Linked DNA regions of Homo sapiens: regions 1, 2, 4, 5, 6 and 7 are each linked to region 3. A link is a contact called in ENCODE Hi-C or POLR2A ChIA-PET data. All regions are on one chromosome and are shown on one strand. Each heading gives the region's core, a stretch centred on a gene start or an enhancer-like site at or near the end of the contact. The rest is flanking DNA. Distances are from core to core; before and after follow the strand shown. Region 1 holds the start of KDM6A (lysine demethylase 6A). Region 2 holds the start of SLC9A7 (solute carrier family 9 member A7). Region 3 holds the start of MIR222HG (miR222/221 cluster host gene). Region 4 holds the start of ZNF674-AS1 (ZNF674 antisense RNA 1). Region 5 overlaps SLC9A7 (solute carrier family 9 member A7). Region 6 holds the start of CHST7 (carbohydrate sulfotransferase 7). Region 7 overlaps SLC9A7 (solute carrier family 9 member A7).

Region 1 (3,168 bases), core at 178-2,677, 900 kb before region 3:
TTACTGGGTCAGCACTGAATTGTCTTCGTCATATTTTGAAATCCAAGTTTAAATATATAATTTTTATTGGTTACAGGTGGAAAACCTATTGAAAATATAAAAAACTCCGTTTATAAACAGAATCTTGTCCTTATATGTCTATCAATTTTTTCCTATCCCTGTTATAAGACATACAGCTTAGTAAATAAATTTGCCTTTTGAGAAGAGTAGTCGAAAGGCCTATTTTTTTTTCACCTATAGTAAAGATTAAAAGTCAGACTAAAGCCTTTCCCCTGCACCTGAGAGACAGAACAACAAAATGTTACTGTTGTCTAGGGGTTACAAACCTGCAGGTTTTGGGGGATAGAAAGGATTTCTTGGGCCACCAGCTGTGATGATTTAATTATGTCTTCTCTCAGGTCTGTCCACAAGCAGCCCCTACTTTTGTAAGAAGGCTCCACTGAAATCATGGCAATAGAACCCAACATTCTGCAGATCCCGCTTCACAATTTCTCATTGCTTTTTCTTGTAAGACTGTAATGAACTACTGATAAGACACAGGGTAAACACAGCACGAAAATCTGGCCCCAAAGTGCCGCCAACAGACAGACCTTTGGCGGTGGGGAGCCATGGTCGGCAAGCCAGGCCCCGCGGGCGACTCTTCATTCCCTCCGGCCTGGGGCGTATGGGCGGGGGTCAGGGGAGCCCTTCCCCCTTCACTTTCGGCGCGGGTGAGGTGATCGGGGCTGCCAGCGCAGGTCTGGCCTAGGGCGGCACCCGGACCGCGGGGCACGGGACCGGCAGCCGCTCCCCGAGCGCCCTCCTCGCGGAGGCCATTATTTCCAGCAGTGCCAAAAGTCTGAGCCTTCTTCGGAGGGCAGAGGTCGAGGGCCGTGCGCCGCCTCCCGGCTACGCGACCTGTACCAGGCCCTGTGGGGTCCCGGGACCCCTGGAGCGCGCGCGGGACGGCCGGAGCCGCGGTCTGGGCACATCCCAGAGCTCGCGGGCAGGCAAATGCCGTCCTTGGCGTCTTCGCCCGCCGCTCGCGCCCGCCGCGGGCGGTGCCGGACCTCGCCCTTCCCCACCACTCCCCTCCCCCTCCAGAGCCCGCCGCGGTTCCCGAGGTGACACGGCCCGGACCCTCCATTCTCTGCCCCAGTGTATTTAACCAGCACAACCTAACAGGAAGCTCCCTCTCGGTGACAACCCTTCCCCCGACAGACGCGCCCAGCAGCCAACCACCGGCTAGAATTGGCCTGCGTCCCGCTCCCATCTCGGTGGCGGCCTCGGTGGGCGGGGCTCGGGCAGCTAGCAAGTTAAGTGGAGCCACGGCTGACGTGAGTCAACAAAGGTCACGTGAGGCGTGCGGGCCGCGCCGATTGGTGGCGCCAGCCGGGCGGGGAGGGGGGGTCACGGCGGCGGCGTGGGGTTCGCTGTGTGACACAATTACAACAACTTTGTGCTGGTGCCGGGGAAGTTTGTGTCTCCAACGAATCCCCTCAGTGCTCCCCAGCCCCGCGCGCTCCGGCCGTTCCCGCCGTCCCCGCCTGTGGCTGCCCCCTGCCCAACCCCGCGATGTGACCCTACAGCCGAAAGCCGCCGCTGCCGACCCGGGGGCTCCGCAGCCCCTGCCGCCGCCGCCGCCGCCTTCACCGCCGCCGCGTTGGGATTTTTCGTCGCCGCCGCCCGCGGCGGAGGAGGAGGCGGCGATAAAGTTGGTGTGCTGGTCCCGCGCGCAGATTGGGGGCGTCACTGCGGGCCCCGGTCCGAGGGGGGGTGTCGGCGTTGGAGTTGTGAATTCGCTGCGTTTCCATGAAATCCTGCGGAGTGTCGCTCGCTACCGCCGCCGCTGCCGCCGCCGCTTTCGGTGATGAGGAAAAGAAAATGGCGGCGGGAAAAGCGAGCGGCGAGAGCGAGGAGGCGTCCCCCAGCCTGACAGCCGAGGAGAGGGAGGCGCTCGGCGGACTGGACAGGTACGGGCCGCCGTCACTCGCCCGGTCGGCTCCGGACGGGCAGTAGCCGCTCTCCCGGGAGGACCGAGCGCGGCTTGTCTCTGGCGGCGGCGGGGCGGGCACCTCGGTTTGGCGCTCTTCGCGCCGCCTCCGCTGGGGCCTCGGGCTCGGGCAGGGACGGGTCGGTGGCGTTCCCTGAGCGTTAACGAGTAAACTGTGTCTGTCTCCACAGCCGCCTCTTTGGGTTCGTGAGATTTCATGAAGATGGCGCCAGGACGAAGGCCCTACTGGGCAAGGTAAGGCAGCTGCGAGTCGGAGCGCGGACACCGTCTCCCTGGCCGGCGCCGCGCTCGCCCCGGGCCCCGCGGCCGGGTCTGTGCTCATTGTGGCCACGGACGATGGTCGAGGGGCTTCCGGAAACTATTTCCTGCCTCTGCTCTCCCCCCACCCCCGGGTACCCTGCTTGCTCCCTTGCGAAATCGCTCTTTTCCTCTTGTAGCTGGAGGAACAGAGACGGGATCGCTTTGGGGCCGGGCTCAACTGGGTCGACACAACTGCCTGCTATTTTACAGCTTTTTGAGGGTAGGCCGATGATCTTCGAGGTGCCTGTTTAGGGTCAAGGGATCGTGAGTGTGTTCAGATTTTCCCAAATTTCGGACTTAACTTGCCTCTACGGGTTTAAAAAAATTCTTTTCCTTCAAGCAGGCTGTTCGTGATGCCTACTGCTAACCAAATGTTTTAGGCTTTCTTGTGTCCCCGCTCCCAGAAGGGGGAAGTTTCACGGAGTTTAGGTCGGTGAAGAGTTTGCATTGGGCTGTTGACATGTATCTCGATTGCAGTGTGTGTTACCTGAAGTTAGGTGACTTGTTTACTTTTTGGGTCTTTTTGGCATAGAAATACCGTAGTTATTTGTAAACGTGTTCTCTTCCTGGAGCCTCATTTCCTGTGTGTCTGACAGGGGAGGCTGGGGAGGATTCGGGGTGTAGTCTTTTTTTATTTGTGTGGAAAGTTGTTGGCACTGTCATTTAGTTAAGTAATGGCTGCTCCTATCGGCCCAAGATGGCGGGACAGGGTGGGAGGAGAAAGTGAAGGGGGGGGTTAGGGGGAGGGTGTAGAGGTAAACATGGAAATAAATAGTAGCCGTGAATAAGCCTTTCCTTCGGAGTGTGTAGCTCAGTGGTGTTTAAAAAAAATTACCCAAGATTATTTGCATATAGAATTCTTATACCTTTCATAA
Region 2 (3,130 bases), core at 318-2,817, 990 kb after region 3:
CTATCAGGGCACCTGGATGGAAACTGAATAAAGAAATCCCTCAGTATATGTGATAAAATAAAATTTTCCCCGTTGGGAACAATCATGAAGTGGCTCGTCTATTTCGTGTGAGGATGCCAATTCAGGGGCTTTAACACCACTGAATTACATTCAAAAAGAGAATACCTGACTCCACTTTGGAGTCATGGGCAGGGCGAGGGGGGAGGCAGGGGGCACAGAAGAGGAAGAGGGATGACTCAGATTATGGCTGACATCCATGTAATAAAGGGAGATTTGTACTGACCACTGTGCATGTAACACACTGTGTACCATTAAATCTAGAAAAGGATGGTAGCATCAGCCCACCCCTAACAACAAAAGATGGCTGACTCCGGAATTAAAACCACGACTTTTCCCCTTCATACATTCGGAAATGTATCTCAAACTCACTCCCTGTTACCGTCTTAGGAATACAAAAGCTCCTCTTCGTTTGAGAAAGCAAGTAACTGGGTATAACTTTCCACTCGGGACATAAGAGCAGGAGGCGTGCCTGTCTCCTCGTCCAGGCCTGACATGGTGGTGCCACCCACTCTGGGTCCTGGACCACTGCTCACCTTTCACCACACTTCATGCTCTGACTTTATCATTAAGAGACCTGGGAATGTGGACCTCAGGAGTGGGTACCCACCCAGGCTGACCATGGATGTGGCGTCCAAGAGGCCCCACTAACCCATACCCAAGCAAAGACACTTTCAGACTTCGTCCCCACTCCCTACTGTGGCCTGTCCCCTGAGGTGATGCAGTCACCTGGGAAGCCACCCACCTCCAGCCACCACGCAGGCACACACACCCTATCGAGCTCAACTGGAGCGGGAGGTGGTGGGTAAGAGGTTTGCAACAGAGACCGAACGGGGCAGACGGAACCGGACCACCTCTGTCCCTTTCATTTTCCTGGGTTCCCAATGCAGAAACGTGGAATAGGGGTGGAATTGTTTTTAACGGTAGCAGAGAGCCAGAAAATGCAGACAGTTGACCTTGGGAACCAACACCGTCGCAGCGGGAAACGTAAAAGAAACGGAACACGTTGGCAAGTGAAGGGGGAGCACCGCGCGGCGCCAGGAGGAGCGCGGCGGCCGAGGGGTGTGGAGGGCGGGGGGTGTAACAGGGGTGCTCACCATAGATCATGGCCAGCCCGGTCTCGTGCAGAAAGCGCACCCGGCGGTGCTTGAAGAGCCAGATGGTGAGGATGGTGAGCGTGAGCAGCAGGATGAAGGTGAGCAGGCTCACGCTGTCTTGCCGGTGGCTCTCCTCCGCCTCCTTCTCAGTAGCGAGCTCCTCCATGGCGCTGCTGTCCTCCGCCGCCGCCCCAGAGGAGGAGGCCGAGGCCGCGGCCGCGACTCGCAGCCCCCAACCCAGCAGCAGCGGCAGCAGCAGCAGCCGCGGCGGCGGCGCCCCGGTAGCCCGACCCGAGCCAGGGCGCGCCGCGTCACCAGGCTCCATGGTCCCGGGGCCCCCCGCGCCTCCTCCGAGCGGGGACCAGCAGCCCGCGCCGTCGGCGGGTTCTGGCAGCACCGCGGACCTGCCGGAGTGGCCGTGGCCGCTGCAGCTCCTCCTCCTACTCGCGCCGGGCCGGGGCTGCGCCCGGGGCCGCGCGGGGGAGGGGCGCGCGCAGTGCGCAGGATCCCCAAGCACCGCCCCCCGCCCGCGCACCTGTTCGTCCCCCGGCCGCGCCACGCCGCACCGCCCCGCGGGCCAACCGAGCCACCCAGGCGGGGCCGGGTGTTGCCCTCGGGTCTGCGGGCCGGCCGCCGGCTGCTTGCCTCTCTGCGCTTCTCACCCCGTCCTGGCGCACCTGCCCAGGCAGTCTGGGGTCGTGGGGCCAGTTCATGGGCAGCCGCCGCCGCACTTCCGAAAGGGGACGCCAGAGGTCGCCGGCGCCTAGCGGGAGCATCGGCTTGGAGTGACTAGCCTTGCGGTCTCGAGTCCCGTCTCTGGCGCCACGGCGAAGTGTTTAATCTCAGGCCAGTGTGCAGCCGCCCTGGGCCCAGTAAAGTGGGGGCTGTCAGTGAACCGAGCAGCCCCGAAGCCACGTTAGCCCCTACACCTCTCTTTCCTCATCTCTCAGGTTGCCCTTCCAGCCCCAGAATCTGCTAGGTTTCATTCAAACCTCTGTTCTCATCAGACTCAAATGTGAGGACTGATAAGGAGTTGGAATCGGGGGAGGGCATTGAAGTATCTCCTTCCTCACTTGAGGGAATAGACTTCGTCTGCGCTGTGCTACTAATCCCCTTGGGGAATAGGGTTGAACCAGAAGGAACTGAACGCTTGCCATTCCTGGTAGATGAGCAGTAGCTGGTCCTAAGGTGGTGGTGGGGGGTGGGGGTTACCCTGATGACCCTTTCTTTTATGTTGCTCACCTGGTAGCTCAGAGAGTCTTTTAATGACTCTTAAGACCAAACCCAGCTCTGAACAAAATTATGGCGTGGACTCTGAAGGATGAAGCCTCTTGGAACAAATTCTCAGGAAAACTAGAATCTTCAATCCACCTTGCTCCTCTGGTCAAGGAAGAAACAAGATCAGATTAATCACTGAGTTCCCAGTGCTTAGCACTGTACTCATGTGTTTATTGAACCACTCTGAAATCTCTACCAAAACTGCCCATGTTTTCGCTCCCAGGGGAGTTTGCATTTTTAAGAGGATTCATTGAAGAAGGTGATGCTTAACCAAATGAAATAATAGGGTAGAGGTAGCATTAGGTAAGAAAACTCTTTGGAGTACTGCAGCCTTCCTGGTTCCCCTGTAGGTGAGCACTCTGCCAAAGCTGTTTAGTGGTTTCTTTAAAGCAGGGAAATCTCTTCATCTACATTTTAGCTAGCCCCTTTCCCAACTCCTCTAGGCAGTCACTCAGCCCCTGCAAACATCCGTATACCTTGAAGTTCCACACAGGTTTCCAATAAAATTGCAAATACTTAAAACCTGGATGGGCACTGTGTTGGTCATAATATTATGCCCCTTTGGGTGCCCAGTACTCAAGGACAGAATTTCTCTCTTTAGAAAAGGGCAACTCAGGAGCTACCTTAAAAGTACAGACTTCTTAGTATTTGTGGCGGATTGTATTTTTTAAAAAGATGGCCACAATCATATTTCCAAT
Region 3 (3,535 bases), core at 846-3,345:
CTTTGTTGCCATTTTTCTGTCTTCAAGACTCTAAAAACCTATAAATTCATGTGCTTCAAGAAAACTAATGCCATTCCTTAATTAAGTCAAATTGACTTGTCATGTTCACAAGTTTGGATCACCCGTTTCCTGACTTATTGGAGGACCTGCCCTTAAGAGCCGTGCTTATCTTGTCTTTCTATTTCTTTAAGAATAAATACTTATGCAAAAGTCTTGAGAGCTGCTAGTCTGAGAAAACTGATCTCAAAAGTTATCCAAGTATACAAGAGGGGGAAAAAACAATTAATATATCTCACTAGATTCATCTCCCTCCCCCACCCTCATCCCACTCCACTGCTAAGAGAGAGAAATTTCAGCACTGCTATCCTGTTTTATTATACATTTTCCCTTTTGAGTTAAGGATTTTAAGATTTTGAAAGTAACAGAACAGGAACCAAAAGTAGATTCAACTTCCAATTTGGCTTAAAAAGAAAGAAATAATTATTATTTCCTATATTACCCAAAACTTATTCTGTTAATAACAGTTATAATTATATATTCAAATTAATAAATGAAGATTGCTAAAATTGCCTATATACTTGTTAGCAGTTAAAGAAGAAAAATTTTTTCCATTTGCTTCTATAAGTAGACATCACATGATTACTTCTATTGACCAATAAGAAACTAGTAAAATCAGGCAGTCACCCACCATTCTTTTCTAATGTTCTTTTTCTTATTCTATTCAACCTTTTCAGTATATTCTTAAGAAGCCAAATCAAGAAATTAGACATTCATGCCTAAAATAAAATTGCGTTACCTTATACATCATGAACAGGAACCTGTTGTATATAACACGGGTATTCAAAGCTTTATTGTCTTTTTCTAGAACCCTTTAACATAAAGGCAGCTCAGATTCAAGATTAGAAAACTGAATTCAACAGGCAGGAACACGCATACGAAACCAGTAAGAACTACTAATCACGACCTCTCAAAATGTCATGAACCATATAGATAGAAATAACCCCCCTTTTGCTGTACTAATGTAATCCAATAGAACAAACTTAAAATTCGTGACACAAATGTAAGAAACAAAAAACAAAAATCTATTGCCATTGTAATCTACCCTTCCCAATCAGGAGAGGTGTTTCCGACGCATTACTTGAACTTTCATTTTGTACAACTTTCATCTTGTAAGGTTCTAACTAAATACTTGACATCTTAATGCAGAGGAAAGGAAAGGAGGGCAAGTAGACTAATTCTGAAAGCATCCCTTCAAATTTCATACATGCTATTCAGACTAAATGGAAATCTACATCCATGGAAAGTTAATGTCGCAATTCTACTAAACAGCCCATTCTGATTTTATGTTTCTCCTCCACTAACAAGAAAAAATAAAACAACCAAATCTAGCTGTATTACATATGTTTAGCTAAACTGATAGCACTCAGCTCATTTTTGTTAATTACCTGGCTTCTTCTCAGTCTTTATGCGGTATTCTCGTGCTGCTCTTTTTTAGAACTCCTCACTGTTTATGTGTTCTCTGTTCAACACAGTTGTTAGGGGTCTGTGAACAATTTTTCAATTCCCACACACGCATATGATATCTATTAGGGAGCAATGCCACTTTTCACTTACCAATTCTGGATAAAGGAGTATTTCCTGGTGACAGAATGCTGCTGCTTCCGTTCACTAAAACTCCCTCTTCGCAGCTTGATAAATCTGATTATAAAACGTCTTTGTTCCAGATCACACGAGGCGCTTTTCCTACAAAAGTTTTCTAAAGAGTTATCTGCATTTCATTCCTGTGACAAAACAAATCAGAACAAGGGGGGTGGGGGGGGGAACAGGGAATAAGTCCACACAAGTTCCTGGCAAAGATTTTAAGCTGCATTTTTCTGAGTTTAATCAGTAACCTATATTAAAGTGACAGTTACCAGTTCAGGAAGCCTAGAGTTTGATCAAGTCGGTCACAACCACTTTGAGAGTCTTCCACTGGTGTGCGGACTCCAAGAAAGCAGTCACTTGGTCATCTATCACATGTGGCTGAATCACTGGACAGACCACCCCCGCCCCACACACCCCCAGCCCCCGTTGAGCAGCAGCCCAGGCAGGAGAGTGGCCGGACGCCCGACCCAAGACCTCTTATAGGGACCCGCCAATTAGCTGCTGACCAATCGCAGCCAGCACCTAGTACCTAAGTCACATGATAGGGCAGTCCCTATGACTGCAGGATTTCTGAATTACTGGGGTTACACAAAGGACACTCATTCAGGAAAAGAGAAAAAAAGCCATAAGCCGAAACAGAAAACGCCCAGGCTGCGACAACTACGGCTTTAAAACAGGGAACACCCCAGCCTCACACAGACAGAGAAAGAGCCACAACCAAGCCAGGATGAAAATCAGAAGAATGTCTGGCACATATTAAAAAATAATCCCAAAGCAGACGCTGAGTTTACAAACCCACTTCAGCTATAAATCTACTCCTCCTTCCCCTTCCTCTATAGTCTCCAATAATTTTACATTCTAAACTTTTTTATTTTAAAAAGCTCCAGTGAGCCTCTGCAAAACCGCTGTAAGAAAATGTGCGAGACACATGAGCCTCTCTTCCCATCCCCTCAAAATACCCCTGAAGGAGATTCAAATTGGCCATGAAAAGATTCCTAAGTGAAATACATTTCTTTTAAAATAGTTAAATAAATTAAGTGAAATTAAACATTGCCAGAACAGATTCGTATGGTAACTAACAAATCATCTCTCTCTCAATCATTTTAAACTGTACACATCAAGGACACTCTTGTTAAGTAAACGAGCCCACTTTGTGAACTAGATACCCATTTATTTTTATTTGAATGCCCCCAATTTGTCTCTTAAACACCTTTTATGTTTAGGAAGAAATTCAACTGCGAACACCCCTACCATTGCTCCGACCTCCAAAAATGGTACTTACAAATGTTCCTTGTTTGGATCTGTCGACTTCTTCTCCCCTCCCCCGACATTTGGAGTCAAAATATGGGCTCAACCTCATCCTTCAAACCTAAAGGCCCTATTTTGATCGTGCAAGACTGCAACAGCTCCTTCTCCCAGGCAAGCCCAGAACACTGTGCCGCTTGCCATTCCCAATTTATGGAAGGAAGTGTATGTCAAACAAACCAGGTGATGACTCAGACTGCCTCCTCCAGCCACGTTTTCCCTAGAATGGGAGGGTAGTTTAAGTGCAGCCCATTTGGATGTGACTCAGTTTTATTAGACTGGTGGCTGTAGCTAAGCTGACAAGCTCACATTTTTTTTAAATAACTTGTACATTTAGAGATCAGGACGCACATTCCAACTGGTTTCAAGAATTGAATCATGTAAACAGGAGAGATGCAAGATTATTTTTAAGGTATGGCAACGCTCTGGCTCTGTTCCCTAATATTTTAAATTTCAGAACTGTGCACTGAAATTTTTACAATGGAGGCAACCAAACGTTTTAATTCACACAAGAGTAGCAAACAGGTTTTCTACATTTAGGTTTACTTGAGGTCTTTACCATGAGGGACTTGGACTCCTTCCATCC
Region 4 (3,546 bases), core at 696-3,195, 780 kb after region 3:
TTCTGTGAGGGGCTGAAAACCACTGTGCCTGCTTCCCTGCATCCACCTCTCTAACTGGCCACCTACCCTGCTCCCACCCCACCACTTCCTCCTTTCCCATGATTTGCATTTTGATTGCCATGCTCCTCCTTCTTTGGCAGATTTTCAAAAGAAAGTTCCAGCAAGGAGATTCTGTGCAGAGTAACCATTTCATACTGCAGCAATCACTGTGATACCATCAGGACAACAGGGTTCAGCTCCGTGTAGCTTAGCAGGTCATGTCCCCTGGCCCACTTTCATTAAGCATTGAAATAAGGCAGCAGAGCTGGATGACAGCATACCTAGAGACTACTCTGAAATTCTATAAACTAAAAATATATTTTCTGCACTTTGGTCAGGATGAACGGACACTCAGCATTTCCCCTGGAAGCAGGTGCCTGGTTGATGGTGTGGGGCTGACTCAAATTCAGAAATAGCCAATGGCAAGAGAAGGAAGCATGGGGGTGCACAAATAGGTGTGCTAGGAGAGGCCAATCCTCTGTGGCTGGCTGTGATCCTTCCCAGCCTCATCCCGCCTTTGCAGGTACTACAGCAGGGCACCTGCCCCCATGGGGGACATCCATGCCTCCATCCACCTGTGACTTTCACCTGTCCCTCCTCCAGCAGGAATCAAACTGCACTGTCACATGGTCCTCCATGGCACCTGGAAGTAGAGCCAGCTTTGCTCTGTCTCAGCTGAAGTGAGGGACAAAGGCCACTACGGGTCCAGCTCTTCTAGGACCTGCTGTCCCGTGAGCCTCCTTTGCTCTGAGGATCTGGGTCTGGGCTCTTGCTGAGGCTTCTCCTCCAACTCGCCTCAGCTCAGCGTACCTCTCTTGTGTCCAAGGCGGCAGGACCAAGGGATTCAGAGACAAACACACCCCAGTTGGGGCCATCACTATAGCACTAGATCTCTGCCTGTGACCCAGGGAACTCACCTCTTCCTGGGGCCTCAGCCTAAGTCTTCTGCGACTAAGTGGGGAAGCCGAGGCACAGATAAACTGGAGTCTGAAATCGGTGAGCAGTGGTCTCAGGTCTGCACTCTGACCCTGGAAACACAATGACCACAGGAGATTCAATTAGCAACACCTATGCTCCCTTCCATGCAGTGAAGTTGAGTGAAACCCAAAGGTTTTTACCCAACAGAAGAGGGACAACCCCTCATTCTAGTTTTAAGAGTTAACATTCATGCACAGCTCAATTATCCTCAGTGAGCGAAACCCTGCCTTCCTGAGTCCGGGCTTTGGAATCAACTGACTGGCTGCTGTGCCACTTTTATTCACTGAAGAAATGATTGCCTTCCATGAGCCGGTTCTCCGTGTTGCAAATCCATCAGTGAACAAAATCTCAAATTCCCAGCTCCAGATTTCTAGTCTGGAGGAAGAGACACACTGGAAACAATAAACATGATAAACAAAGTACAGGAAAAGAAAAAGAAAAAGGATTCCTCGGGTTTGCTACCTACGGGACTTTGGACAGGTTGCCAAGCCACACTGTACCGTTTTCTCTCTATAACATGAAAATAATCATCGTAACACCTCACAGGGCTCCTGCTAATGTGAAACATTTGCAAGAGTGTCTGGCAGTTACCACCGGGTGAGGATACAAGCGCTGAGTGACTCAATCAATTAGTCACTCGCTGGCCCCGAACCTCGCCCCCAACACTCACGCCCACCGCCTGTGTCACTCAATCCCCACAAGGACGCTCACCCGTGGCCCCATGACCCCACGGCCCCGTAAACTCCCGTCATTCCTCCCGTCCCCCCTTCCCCCGATCAAAACCATCACCACCTCACCCTCCCGCTTACTTCACTGCCGACAGCCTGAAACCTCAGGGGCGGATGACAACAGCCAGTGTGAACGAAGCGCCACCCTCCGGGTCAGCCGAGCATTTCCGCTTCCCACAGCCCCCTGGGAACGTGAAGTCAAAGCAATGCGCACGCGCAGTGGCTTTGAAGGCGGGGCAACAAAGCCTGTGGCCGATGTGGCGCTCCTCGGCCCGCGCTTCAGTGGTTATGACAGTGTTCGCTCTAAGGGGAGAAGGAATGTGTGACCATTTCCAACGGTAAGTCGTACAAAAGGTCCGGGGAGGCGTACCTGGGCGGCGAGAGGCGAGAGAACTCCGCGCGGGCTTTCCAGTGCCCAGGCCCCTGCCGGCTCCGAAGCCGAAATCCCTTCTTCCACTTCGTTCTCTTGCAGTGGACGTGGGGTGTTCCCACCCCTCTGTCCCCAAGGCCACTGTTTCTGTCTTCCGCTCCTAGGAATAGGAAAAAGAGTCGCGCCTCTGGCATCTGTGGCAGCTCCAGAGCGCGGCCCTCTAGGGTCCAGGCAGGCCACATGGAGCGGGGCCCTAGGCCTGGCTCAGAGCGTCCTAAGAGCAACAGGTCTGGCTCAGTCGGGGAAGTGGCCTGGAAGAGGGGCTTTGGAGCCGGGCTTCAGAGCCAGCAACCTCCCGAAGTGAGGGAAGAAAGCCTCATTCTGATTGTTCTCTACCCAGTGGTGGGGCTCCGGTTCCTAGGATCTTAGACACCCTGGGAGAATCTGGATTTTACTTTTTAGCGGAGAGGTGTTTTCTCTGAGAATGCCAGCCAGTGGCAACATGGCCCGCTAAAAAGGCCTGTAGTAAACTTGAGGAAAGTTTTCTGTTTCCTGTCTGGGTCTGGGAGAAAGAGAACAAGTGTTGTTCTCCATGCTTACTATGCCTGCCTGGTCACCAAGCGGGCCTCTTTGGGTCAAGTATGACAGAGTCTCCCTCAGGTACACAGCAAACCCTTCTGTGCTAGAGCCAGCTGGTGCCAGACACTGTTCATAGATGTGTCCAAGACATTTGTGTAATCTATCAGACACGTATTTAATTTCCATTTGAACATGAGTGTTTTTCCTCTTTCTCTTTCTCCTCTCAGGTTAACTTGCATTCCCCAGATAGTTTGGATGAGTTACAACCTAAATCTGCAAACTCAATACAGCCAGACCCTGGGAAGTGACTCTCTCCAAGCCTCCTGTACAAGTCCCAGGAAAAGAGCCTGTTTTCCCTTGGACATGTGAGCAGTGAATTACTGCTCATTCAGAATTTCATGTGTATGTGTTACTGATGGCCAGGTTTAGAGATACCAACCTATTTATTTCTAGAGGAGAGGTGATTTGATAACCTTTTCAGATATCACTATCAGTAGGCAGAAAAGGGTTAATAGTATGATAGGGTTAATATGTCCTGAGGAGAGTAAAGAAATTGCAAACTGCAGAAGCACCTGATCTGTGGCCCTGGCCAGCATCTCTCCATATCCTGATTCTGTAAGATCAAGTGTTTATGCAGAAAGAGAAGGGACTGATGATTTGAATGTGACCAGATGCAGGGCATGCCCTTATTGCCATGCCAGCATTTGCTATTCATGATGTTAGTATTCAAAAATCAAGAAACACCCTTCCTGGGCCATTGGTGTCTACTAATCCATTGGAAGAAAAGACTGGAATCCACCACTTACTAGCTTCTTGGGCCTCAGTCCCCTCTTTTCTGCCATAGCTAAGGAC
Region 5 (3,400 bases), core at 640-3,139, 860 kb after region 3:
AAAAAAACCAGAGTCAAATCTCTGACCGTGATACACAGATAGTTTTCTTCCCTGCTTAAAACTCTCCAGAGCTATACATTGCCTAGATCAGGGCTTTTCTAATGGTAAAATGTACACACATTCCCTGGAGACACTGTTAAAATGCAGATTCTGCTTCAGTGGGGCTGGTGAGGCCTGAGTGTCTCCACTCTCTTGCTTCTGCCACTCTCCACCCTCACCCTTTATCACCTTGTCACCAAGCCCTTCAGGATGCAGATTCATCTACCTTGTTGCAGATATTTTCCCAGAACCTGAAAGAATGCCTGAAATAGAACAGGTGCTCAATAACTATTTGTCAAATAAATGAATAAATTGATCTTGACTCTGAGTTTTTAGAAAACAGAAAAGGAAGAGCAGAAAGGGAAATCAGGGGCCAAGGGAGGCACTTGGAAGCACAAAAAAATGGGCGGGTTGGGGGGGGGGCGGTGGTCACAGAGTAGCAACTGGAGGAAAGGCACCTCTGCAACTGTTTGAAGTTAAAGATTTAGGTGACAGATTTACGGGTATCAGATTTCAGCCTGGAGAAACAAAAACAAACAAAAAAAAACACGGAGGACCCAGAAACAAATGATTCTAACTTGCTCAGAAAGTCATATGTGAACGCAACAATAAACTGCTGATTTTCTACAGTTTTCACTACATACACACAGACAGACACGCACACACGTGTGCATATACACAGGCATTGGTGGTTTCCTTTCCTCCACACTCCATTAATATCCGGCTTGTGACCTTGTCCTGTTGATATGGTGAAACTGGGATAAATTCAGATTCACACTCTTAGCTGCTCCAAAGTGGCCTCATCAATGAGTGCTCTTCTGTAAACTCAGGGAAGGAAGTGAATGATGTGTCTGCATGTACGGCCAACAGAAATCTCAGCTGTCTGGTCTGGCATGAAAAGTCCCCTGCTTTATCGGGGTGGGAGGCCACCCCCAGGGCTGGGCAGCTTGCCTCCAGCTAGGGTTGTTTTTGTTTTGGTTGCAAAGTCACCAAGACCTCCAGAGAAACAAAGCACTGAGTTTTGTTTTTTGTTTTTTGTTTTTTTTGTCTTGTTTTGTTCTAATGAGTCAAACTTACCAGGGGACACAAAGCTGAAGTCTGCCCACAATATTTTTATGCTTTCCCCACATGAAGCAAAGTTCTAGCCAACAGCTCCCTTCCTTTTCCCACATGAGCTAATATTCTGTAGCTCCCTAGCCATGACTCTGTTTATAGCCTTGGGCTTCAAGACCAGTGAGGAGAATTGTGCTCATTATAAGACATGCCTTCCCATCAAATGTCACTTTTTTGTTTGTTGTTTTTAGGAAGATTATTTAGAAAATGAGGTAAAGAGAACCGCCCTTTTTTTTCTCTGGTGGAGAACAAACATCTGGACTTTCCCTACCTCTGATTTCAGTTTCATGACAACACTGAGCATGTGACCTGGATCTATTTCAGGGGAAACTGCAAGAACCCAGGGTTTCACCCAAAAATGAGAAGCCCATTTATTTCTGTTTTCCTGTTTCTCATGGCCACAGAGTGCACTGAGCCCTGCTGTTAGTGGCTCACTAGAATGAGGAGGTCAGACCAGGAGGAACTGGAGAAATAAGGTCCTCTCTGCACAAGGGCGTGAGTCATTTCTAAGAGGGTGTCCTGGAGAACCAAGCTTGAAGTTTGCATGTTTTTCCCCATATGACAGCAATCTTGAAAACCTTTCAAAAGGTCAGTGGAACTGACTTTGAGGGGCCCTCTGCATGACTGTGTATGAGGTCTGGAAGGAAGGAGGTCAGGGGGAAGCTGTGACACAGCTTCTGGCTAGGGCTGTGGCAAACAGGGTGCCATTAGGAGTGCAGCGCGAGTGGCTGCCAGCCCGTTCACAACACCACATGTGCGGTGCTCTCAGCCCAAGGGGCCCTCTGGGAGCTGACAGGAACACTGAGTTCATCCATCCAGGCCCATCCAGGGAGGTTCCTGAGACTCACTCCACCTGGGGGTGGGGGCTATTTTAGCTGTTACTGCATGGACTAAATACAAGAACCCTCAGCACTTTGGACCTGCTGCTTTCTCACTCAAACATTTCCACAGAAAAGTGACAGTAAGCTTGTTACTGAATCTAATTACAAGCCCAGTGTTCCCAGTGCGCAGGGCTCATGTGATACATAGTAAGTTCTACTACATGACCAGCCAAATCCTTTCACTTATTTCCTGTTACAGATGCTTGAATGCAGAGGTAGGAGCAATGGGAAACAGCAAAGGGGGTGGGGATGTTTTGAATGGTCCAGAGCAAGATGAAATCTCTCCAAATCTTATGATCCAGCTGCTATTGGCCTTTTTTTCTTACAAAATTAATCTAGACTGGCCACAGTTCTGTGGAGGATGCTTTAGAATAGGGCAGCCATGTCCTACCAGAGCCATTATCTTTCCTTTGGTGAAATAAGGACGGCCATCATGTTTTCCCCTGGGGTTTTCTCAGGCTGAGTTTCAAGATCTCCCAAACTGTTATACTCTAAATTAGCCTCGAGGTGCTCAGTTCCTGAACTCCTGTTTTCTAAAGTCCTTAATCAAAGCTAGAGTCAAATAGCAAATTTTCAAAGAGAACTCACTGAGACCACATGCTCCCAACTGACATAATGGCCAATTCTAAGATCATCTCAAAGGTCTTCTGGAGCTCATTAAAGTGGGTGCCAAATCTCCAATGAAGCTTATTGAAAACTCTTCCCAAAATGTCCAGAACTTTCCAGGTCATGGCTTTGTGTCCCTTGAGCAGGGACCTAGAATGGACATCAATGCTATAAATGCCTTATCAGGCTGTGGCCACCCTTAAAGAGAAAGAAACCACAAAAGGCCACAGTGGCACCCCATTGACCCCACACAGCACCACATTTTGCCAGCCTTATTAAATCTGATTTGGTAGATGGAATCATTTAGAAGATCCTATGGAATGTGAAGTCTGCTGCAGACTGCTGCAGGATTAAGTGCAATGATGAGTCAGATTCAAAGCTGACTGGAAAAAAAAGAATAGGGTTTCATGGACAACATACACAGGTGGTCAGTAAAGCTGCCTGTTGCATGCTGCATCTCTCTCATTCCCTCATCCACCCAACAAACACCTATCAGGTTCCTGCATGTGCCAGCCACTGTGCTCAGCACTGGGCATTCAATGCTGAACGACATAGTTATTGACTCCCAAGGTCAAATAATATATTGGTAACACATTTCTGCCCCTATCATAACTCTCCTTTCCCCACCTTGCCTGCCCAGGTCATGCTGACCTGGATAAAGAGCCAGACCTAGAGACAAAATCATCCCGACAGCTGCACAACAGGGATGATATGGCAACCTCAATTCTTGTCTGTAAATTTGTTGATACTCTTCCCATCCA
Region 6 (3,613 bases), core at 22-2,521, 800 kb after region 3:
TGAAAAGGCAGAGGGCACGTGAGTTTAGCTTATTGGAGGGAGTGTTATTAAAATAATGGTATGGCATCTTTCAGCTGAATATGAAAAATTGAGAAGAAAGTGGGGGTGGTGGTCAAAAAGTGGAGGTTGGAGAATAGGGAAGATTTGAACAACTGGCTGGAAGAAGAGGGGAATTGTGGAAAGAAAACGAAATGCTTGAGTCAGTGGTTTCACAGGTGGAGTAGCTTCCGTGATGAAAAAGACCAGTGGAGAGCATTGCATATGTTCTCACTCTTCCAATTTGAACACCTTCCCCTGGTGGAGATAAGTAGATATGCTTTCTATGTTTTATTAACTTTACAACACCTTCCCCAAGCTGGTGAAAGGAAGCTCTCACTTCCTTATTCATTAGCCTGATGAAACAGAGCAAAATGTATCTTTTTTGGTTCTGTTTTGAATTTTAGTAACTCTAGTCTTCATCTGCCTGTTGGACTTCCTGTCTCTTTTTCATCTATCTTTGGGTACACATTTCTTCTTACGGGTCCTTTTAAACACCGAGCTCCTGAGAAAGGTCACCATTCTACCACTTTGATTCTGTAAATGTCTTTTGCTCATAGGTGTCAGAATAGGCTGGGTTATACTGTGGTAACAACCCCCAAATCTCGCAATCCCAGGAGGTACATGGGTACTAAGAATTATTCACATTTTACAAATGACCAAACTGGGCCCCAGAGTATTGGTAAAATGTGCAGAGCCCATCAGCTGGTGAAACCCTAAGGAACACAACACTTAGAATTTCACAAAGGCTAGACTTTATGAAATGTGCTGCGTGGATGCAGTAGTATCTCCAACCCCCCTGGACCGCTCTGCCACGTACAATCTTCTATCTTTCAGTCCGGAACTCAGTAACACCCACTCCAGGGCTGATGGGGGCGCTGGATGTATAGTGGCGAGTGTTTATCTGCCTAGGATAGCGATGGCTAGGCAGGGGACATAAAACAGAAGAGGCAGTGACCTTCTCCGGGTGGGGTCTATGGCCCTTTACTGGGTACATTCTGTACACACAGGCCCCTCCTTTGCCTGAAGTCATTGATGAAGACTTCATTACGGAGGGTTTGGGGAAAGGTGGGGGTCTGGCTGGGTAAGCCGGCGTCCCAGCCCCGCTACAGCCCCGCCCAGATCTGGCAGAGCCGTGGGCGAACCCAGGCGGGCAGAAAGGCGGGGCGGGCGGCTGCCAAGCCGGCCAATAGGCGGCTCTCCGGCTGCTAAGCCGAGAGGGCAGGGGCGCCGTCAGTAGCACCACCGCCTTCCAAGTTTCCCCTTGTGGATGCGCGGCCCCGCGGCTCTGCTCCTCCCGGCGCAGAGGGGCCGGGAGAGGCCACAGGAGCGGACCTGGCACGGGATTTCTGAGGAACGGGAGAAGACTGGCGCCCGACCCGCTCTGGAGGGTCGGTGAACGATGAAGGGCCGGCGGCGGCGACGCCGAGAGTACTGCAAGTTCGCGCTGCTGTTGGTGCTGTACACGCTGGTGCTGTTGCTCGTCCCCTCCGTATTGGACGGCGGCCGCGACGGGGACAAGGGCGCCGAGCACTGCCCCGGCCTGCAGCGCAGCCTGGGAGTGTGGAGCCTGGAGGCGGCGGCGGCCGGCGAACGCGAGCAGGGAGCGGAGGCGCGGGCCGCCGAGGAAGGGGGCGCGAACCAGTCTCCTCGGTTCCCAAGCAACCTCAGCGGCGCTGTCGGGGAGGCAGTGTCTCGCGAGAAGCAGCACATCTACGTGCATGCCACCTGGCGCACCGGCTCGTCCTTCCTGGGCGAACTCTTTAACCAGCACCCGGACGTTTTCTACTTGTATGAGCCCATGTGGCATCTATGGCAGGCGCTGTATCCGGGCGACGCCGAGAGCTTGCAGGGCGCGCTGCGCGACATGCTGCGTTCGCTCTTCCGCTGCGACTTCTCCGTGCTGCGGCTGTACGCGCCGCCGGGGGACCCCGCTGCGCGCGCCCCGGACACGGCCAATCTTACCACGGCCGCCCTCTTCCGCTGGCGGACTAACAAGGTCATCTGCTCGCCGCCACTGTGTCCTGGCGCACCCCGTGCCCGGGCCGAGGTGGGCCTCGTCGAGGACACCGCCTGCGAGCGCAGCTGCCCACCCGTGGCGATACGCGCCCTGGAGGCCGAGTGCCGAAAGTACCCGGTGGTGGTCATCAAGGACGTGCGCCTGCTCGATCTGGGCGTGCTGGTGCCCCTGTTGCGTGATCCAGGCCTCAACCTGAAGGTGGTGCAGCTTTTCCGCGACCCGAGGGCGGTGCACAACTCGCGCCTCAAGTCTAGGCAGGGACTGCTGCGCGAGAGCATCCAGGTGCTGCGCACCCGCCAGAGGGGCGACCGCTTCCACCGTGTGCTGCTGGCGCACGGCGTGGGTGCTCGCCCCGGGGGCCAGTCTCGCGCGCTGCCCGCCGCGCCGCGCGCCGATTTCTTCCTGACCGGTGCGCTCGAGGTGATCTGCGAAGCCTGGCTGCGCGATCTGCTTTTCGCGCGCGGCGCGCCCGCCTGGCTGCGGCGCCGCTACCTGAGGCTGCGCTATGAGGACCTGGTGCGGCAGCCACGCGCCCAGCTGCGCCGCCTGCTGCGCTTCTCCGGGCTACGCGCGCTCGCAGCGCTCGATGCCTTCGCGCTCAACATGACTCGCGGCGCGGCCTACGGCGCCGACCGGCCCTTCCACCTGTCAGCGCGCGACGCCCGGGAGGCGGTGCACGCCTGGCGCGAGCGCCTGAGCCGAGAGCAGGTGCGCCAGGTGGAGGCCGCCTGCGCTCCAGCCATGCGTCTGCTCGCCTACCCTCGCAGCGGAGAGGAGGGCGACGCGGAGCAGCCCAGGGAAGGGGAGACGCCGCTGGAGATGGATGCCGACGGCGCCACGTAGCCTCCCATCCCTGTCCCCGGCACGGATCCGGGTAAGGTGGCCCGGGGCAAGGCAGGGACCGGGACTGGTCTTCCGGGAGCCTGGAATGGCCTGGGGAGGGGGAAGTGTAGGGGGGAGGGTACCATGCTGGATCCCATTCTATCAGATCAGGTCCAAGAGGATGGGAAAGTCCTGCTCGTAGAATTTGGTAGATTCATCGGAATCTCCAGCTTAGCCTCGCGCCTCCTTAGAGGGAGATCCTGAGATGAGAGAGGATATTTAGGCGTGACTGAGGTGGAAGCCAGGTCTCTGCATTCCCATTCCCCTGTATGAAGTAGGAGGTTTCAGAGGGCTGAGGAGAGTAGAGAAGGTTTGAAACAGTCATAATGAGCCGTGAGACTGGGAATTGACATGTGGAGTATAGGATTTCGGAAACCATTTGAGGTTGATGATTATGGAGTTATCTTGATGCCAGTTTGTCCTGTGAGGAGACTTTGCAATGGTGTTTACAGGCACAGAGAAAGCCAAAAGCAGAGAGTTTGGTGGAAAGGCATTGATTCTAACCCTACCTATCCCTAATCTTTCTGTTTCATGTTTCTTCTCTGTCTGTTTTATGCGCAGGCTCCAGGGCTTTTCTCCTGAATTTCCAAACATGCAGGCACAGTCCAGCGGCTCTTGCAACACTTCTTGCACATTGTGTGTCTCAGGCGCTTGTGTAGTGAATAGACTTGCTTT
Region 7 (3,365 bases), core at 301-2,800, 940 kb after region 3:
AACTCCATATTATGTTTTTTGCAGGTTACTGTGTTAGTCTATTTGCATTTCTATAAACAAATACCTGAGACTGGGTAATTTATAAAGAAAAGAGGTTTATTTGGCTCATGGTTCTGCAGGCTGTACAGGAAGCACAGTGTCCACATCTGTCTCTGAGGCGGGCCTCAGGCTGCTTATAACCATGGTGGAAGGCGAAGGGGAGCCAGCATGTCACATGAAGAGAGGGAGCAAGTGAGAGAGTGGGGAGATGCCAGGTTCTTTAAACAACCAGATCCCACCTGAACTAACAGATCAAGAACTCACTCATTAGTGGCAGGGATGGCACCAAGCCATTTATGAGGGATCCACCCCCATTAATCAAAACACCTCCAACCAGGCCCACCTCCAACATGAGAGGTCACATTTCAACATGAGATTTGGAGGGGACAAATAATATCCAAACCATATCAGTTACTCACGTTGAAACATAAATTCATTCATGTTCACTGCTGTTCAGTTATACATTGTGCACTGAGTCTTGTATAAGGGCTCAGTGACAGATTTGCTTTAGAATTTAAGATAAAAATTCTAAATGCAGTGTATTAATATGCCACAGTTTATTAAACCATGTCCCTACTGCTAGACACCTGGGTCTTTTAAATTCACTACATTTACAAAATGTTTGAGTCACATCTGGGGAAATGTTAAATTAGTCAAATGCCAAATTAGGTATACTCAGGCTATTTTGTAAAGCCTTTAAGATGCTCTACACAGCAAGCCACTTAAAATAGAAAACGACAGTACTGAACTATAGCATACAAGGAGGAAGTAAATTTATGGTCCTCCTAGACTTTTTGTTATTGTAATCAAGCATTACATGGTGCTCTGAGTTTCTTGATAACTGAAACAAAAAGGAAGCATTGTGTGCTATTTAATTCTCATAATCTGATAAGAGGGAATAACCAGTTAAGAGAAATAAATGTTTGCTTAATCCTAAATTCTCAAAGCTGTCAGATGGCCCCTTATCCATGGGTCAATTAGCAAAAAAGGATAACATCTTTAACAACCAGTTATATAGAAAATGCACAAGGCAGGCTGGGCATGGTGGCTCATGCCTGTAATCCCAGCACTTTGGGAGCCTGAGGCGGGTGGATCATCTGAGCTCAGGAGTTCAAGACCAGCCTGGCCAACATGGTGAAACCCTGTCTCTACTAAAAATACAAAAAACTAGCTGGGCATGGTGGCGGGCGCCTGTAATCCCAGCTACTTGGGAGGCTGAGCCAGAAGAATCGCTTGAACCCGGGAGGTGGAGGTTGCAGTGGGCTGAGATCACACCATTGCACTCCAGCCTGGGCAACAAGAGTACAACTCCATCTCAAAAAAAATTAAAAAAAAAAGACAAAAGAAAAGAAAAGAAAATGCACAAGGCTTCTCCAGGAGAAATATTCTTGGGTGACCTTTAGCAAGCAGAGGACTTAACATTGAAAGTTTTTTCTGCGGAGGGTCAAGTTAGTGCCCTAGGTTCATGTCAACATGCAGGTCCTACCCAGAAGAGAATATCCATGAGGACTGGACCACTCCAGGAAAGCTGATCTCCTCCAGAACCCGGTGACTTCCCTGTGGTTCGGTACTTTCAGAGACCACACTATTAGTGACTCTAGTATTATTAGGGGATTTTCCTCTCCCTTCTTAATTAACTCAAGGTTTCAAAACGTTTTGGAGAAGTGAAAAGATACTAGTTATTTCTGTGGGTTTTTTTTTTTCGTGACTGTAAAACACCCAAATATAGTATCTTCCTTTTCATTTTTACTCACAGTTGGTAGTTATTTTTCCTAAACCACAGTTACAATACTCTACCTCAATATACTATACTCAATGTTTTCTGCTTCTTCCTACTACTCTAAGTAATGTGCCCCAAACAGAAAAAGTACATTTTAGTATGCTAATAGTTTCAAATCAGTCAGTGTAGTCTAAGAACTACTTACTGGGCACCCACTTTGTATTAGGGGTTTTACTTACAATATTATCTCTTAATTTTCACCACAACTTTATGAGGTAGGGATTATTAACACCACTTTACAGTTAAAAAAAAAAACTGGATCTTCAAGAGTAAGTAACTGCCCTAAGACCACATAGCTGGTAAACTGTAGAAGTAGGATTCCAACTTGCATACTTCCAATTCCAAAGCCAGAGTTCTTTCTGCTATTTCCTGATGTCTCCCAGATGACAAGTAAATTATGGATATTTGGCTCAGCTTTGTAAATAATATACATGCCTACTACGTTGAAGCCCCAAACCTCCCCTCAACACAGGATGCTCTATATAATCTGGCCATAATGAAGCCCCTCCCCAAATTTTATTTCCTACTGGACTCTACAAGGACCTCATCTCCACCCCAATCTAATTTGGCAGGTTTCACTATTGCCTCCATACTTATGGACAACACATATATTTTTTGAGATCCCCGACAAATATTTTTTGAGATCCCCGACAAATATTTTTTGAGATCCTACTATGTCCCAGGCACTGTTCTAGTGTTTGGAGATATATGTCAGTGAACGAAACAAATACAAATTCCTGCTTTTCTGGACTTCGTTATATTTCTAATAAGGGAAGAAACATAAGAAACAAAATAAGTAGATTACATGGTATGTTAGAATACGGTAGGTGCTATGGCTAAAAATAAGGCAGGGAAAGGGTTAAGGAGTGTAGTGTGGAGTAGAGGATTGTGAGTTTAGAAAGAACCAATAGAAATCCTGGAAAAGAAAAACATGACCTTAGCATTTTTATTTCATTTTCAAGTTCAACAGCAGACTAGACACAGTAAAGAGAGAACTGGCAAACTAGAAGATAAATTTGTTGAAAGAGATTCATTCATCAAGCAAATTAATACTTATTGAGCATGTACTATATATCAGACATTGCGCTAGATTAAATTATTCCATCTTGACAAAATTCCTTTCCACTTGGATTATGTTCCCAGGTTTAATTTCAACTCTTTAAGACCCTACCCAAGCTCCTTACTCACATTGATATCTCATTTCTCTCAATAAGTATCCTAAAAATAATTTTTAAAGAATTTTTAAAGTATTTATTTATATCACAGATTAGTCCAGTTCTTAAATTATTCCCTCCCTAACTAGACTGTAAATTCCTTGAGGATCAGACCTATAGGTAAGATTTCTTTTCTATTTCACATGTGGAATAGCACAGTAACAGGCATACAGTAGGCATTCAATAAACACTTGACTGATTTGGTATATTTTTGGGTCCCTATAACTGAACAGCTTTTTCTTTGTAATGGCTCAGTTACAGTTAGTTCCTGGAAATGGTCACAAAATTGTTAATAACTACATTATGATTCACTGATCCCAAAAATATGAGTC

Evidence for each region. Hi-C counts contacts between places; a loop is a spot of excess contacts on that map. ChIA-PET counts read pairs that join two places held with the same protein, here RNA polymerase II (POLR2A). Pooled maps may share reads with other maps.
Region 1: a map of endothelial cell of umbilical vein shows a loop between it and region 3 (8-fold over the local background). The contact joins the promoter of KDM6A here to the promoter of MIR222HG in region 3. A Hi-C loop is called at or near these places in 2 of 168 maps with a recorded cell type or tissue (B cell and endothelial cell of umbilical vein), 3 of 37 single-sample maps with no recorded cell type and 8 of 50 pooled maps. POLR2A ChIA-PET finds 5 or more read pairs at or near these places in 3 of 52 experiments (BJ, CD8-positive, alpha-beta T cell and T-cell).
Region 2: a loop to region 3 is called in a map with no recorded cell type, with 4 times the contacts of the local background. The contact joins the promoter of SLC9A7 here to the promoter of MIR222HG in region 3. A Hi-C loop is called at or near these places in 1 of 37 single-sample maps with no recorded cell type and 3 of 50 pooled maps.
Region 4: a map of natural killer cell shows a loop between it and region 3 (5-fold over the local background). The contact joins the promoter of ZNF674-AS1 here to the promoter of MIR222HG in region 3. A Hi-C loop is called at or near these places in 2 of 168 maps with a recorded cell type or tissue (CD8-positive, alpha-beta T cell and natural killer cell) and 8 of 50 pooled maps.
Region 5: a loop to region 3 is called in a pooled map, with 7 times the contacts of the local background. The contact joins the enhancer-like site here to the promoter of MIR222HG in region 3. A Hi-C loop is called at or near these places in 2 of 37 single-sample maps with no recorded cell type and 4 of 50 pooled maps.
Region 6: a loop to region 3 is called in a map with no recorded cell type, with 12 times the contacts of the local background. The contact joins the promoter of CHST7 here to the promoter of MIR222HG in region 3. A Hi-C loop is called at or near these places in 7 of 37 single-sample maps with no recorded cell type and 12 of 50 pooled maps.
Region 7: a map with no recorded cell type shows a loop between it and region 3 (12-fold over the local background). The contact joins the enhancer-like site here to the promoter of MIR222HG in region 3. A Hi-C loop is called at or near these places in 6 of 37 single-sample maps with no recorded cell type and 2 of 50 pooled maps.

Annotation. Positions count from the first base shown.
Region 1 is chrX:44,871,761-44,874,928 of GRCh38, forward strand. It overlaps KDM6A (lysine demethylase 6A), which reads left to right and starts at 1,428. Exons shown (of 30, transcript NM_001291415.2): 1 at 1,428-1,952; 2 at 2,164-2,227. The coding sequence starts at 1,792. RefSeq lists silencers at 618-1,117, 1,368-1,597, 1,938-2,197, 2,238-2,317, 2,328-2,427.
Region 2 is chrX:46,757,551-46,760,680 of GRCh38, forward strand. SLC9A7 (solute carrier family 9 member A7) reads right to left here and starts at 1,568. Exons shown (of 17, transcript NM_001257291.2): 1 at 1,155-1,568. The coding sequence starts at 1,479. RefSeq lists silencers at 1,340-1,479, 1,500-1,849.
Region 3 is chrX:45,768,172-45,771,706 of GRCh38, forward strand. MIR222HG (miR222/221 cluster host gene) reads right to left here and starts at 2,096. Exons shown (of 2, transcript NR_170290.1): 1 at 1,914-2,096; 2 at 1-1,781.
Region 4 is chrX:46,543,545-46,547,090 of GRCh38, forward strand. It overlaps ZNF674-AS1 (ZNF674 antisense RNA 1), which reads left to right and starts at 1,946. Exons shown (of 2, transcript NR_015378.3): 1 at 1,946-2,083; 2 at 2,922-3,546. ZNF674 (zinc finger protein 674) reads right to left here and starts at 1,877. Exons shown (of 6, transcript NM_001190417.2): 1 at 1,827-1,877; 2 at 957-1,067. RefSeq lists enhancers at 1,251-2,450, 2,066-2,215.
Region 5 is chrX:46,627,327-46,630,726 of GRCh38, forward strand. All of the region lies in intron 14 of SLC9A7 (solute carrier family 9 member A7), which reads right to left. Among named protein-coding and RNA genes, the nearest start is that of CHST7, 55 kb to the left of the region's middle. Within about 2 kb of position 1,890, at least 17 of the 41 ENCODE cell types and tissues checked have a DNase peak (open chromatin) inside an H3K27ac peak, as active enhancers do.
Region 6 is chrX:46,572,494-46,576,106 of GRCh38, forward strand. CHST7 (carbohydrate sulfotransferase 7) reads left to right here and starts at 1,272. Exons shown (of 2, transcript NM_019886.4): 1 at 1,272-2,930. The coding sequence starts at 1,439. The coding sequence ends at 2,899. RefSeq lists silencers at 2,290-2,339, 2,460-2,519.
Region 7 is chrX:46,712,146-46,715,510 of GRCh38, forward strand. All of the region lies in intron 1 of SLC9A7 (solute carrier family 9 member A7), which reads right to left. Among named protein-coding and RNA genes, the nearest start is that of SLC9A7, 45 kb to the right of the region's middle. RefSeq lists an enhancer at 2,000-2,099. Within about 2 kb of position 1,551, at least 3 of the 41 ENCODE cell types and tissues checked have a DNase peak (open chromatin) inside an H3K27ac peak, as active enhancers do.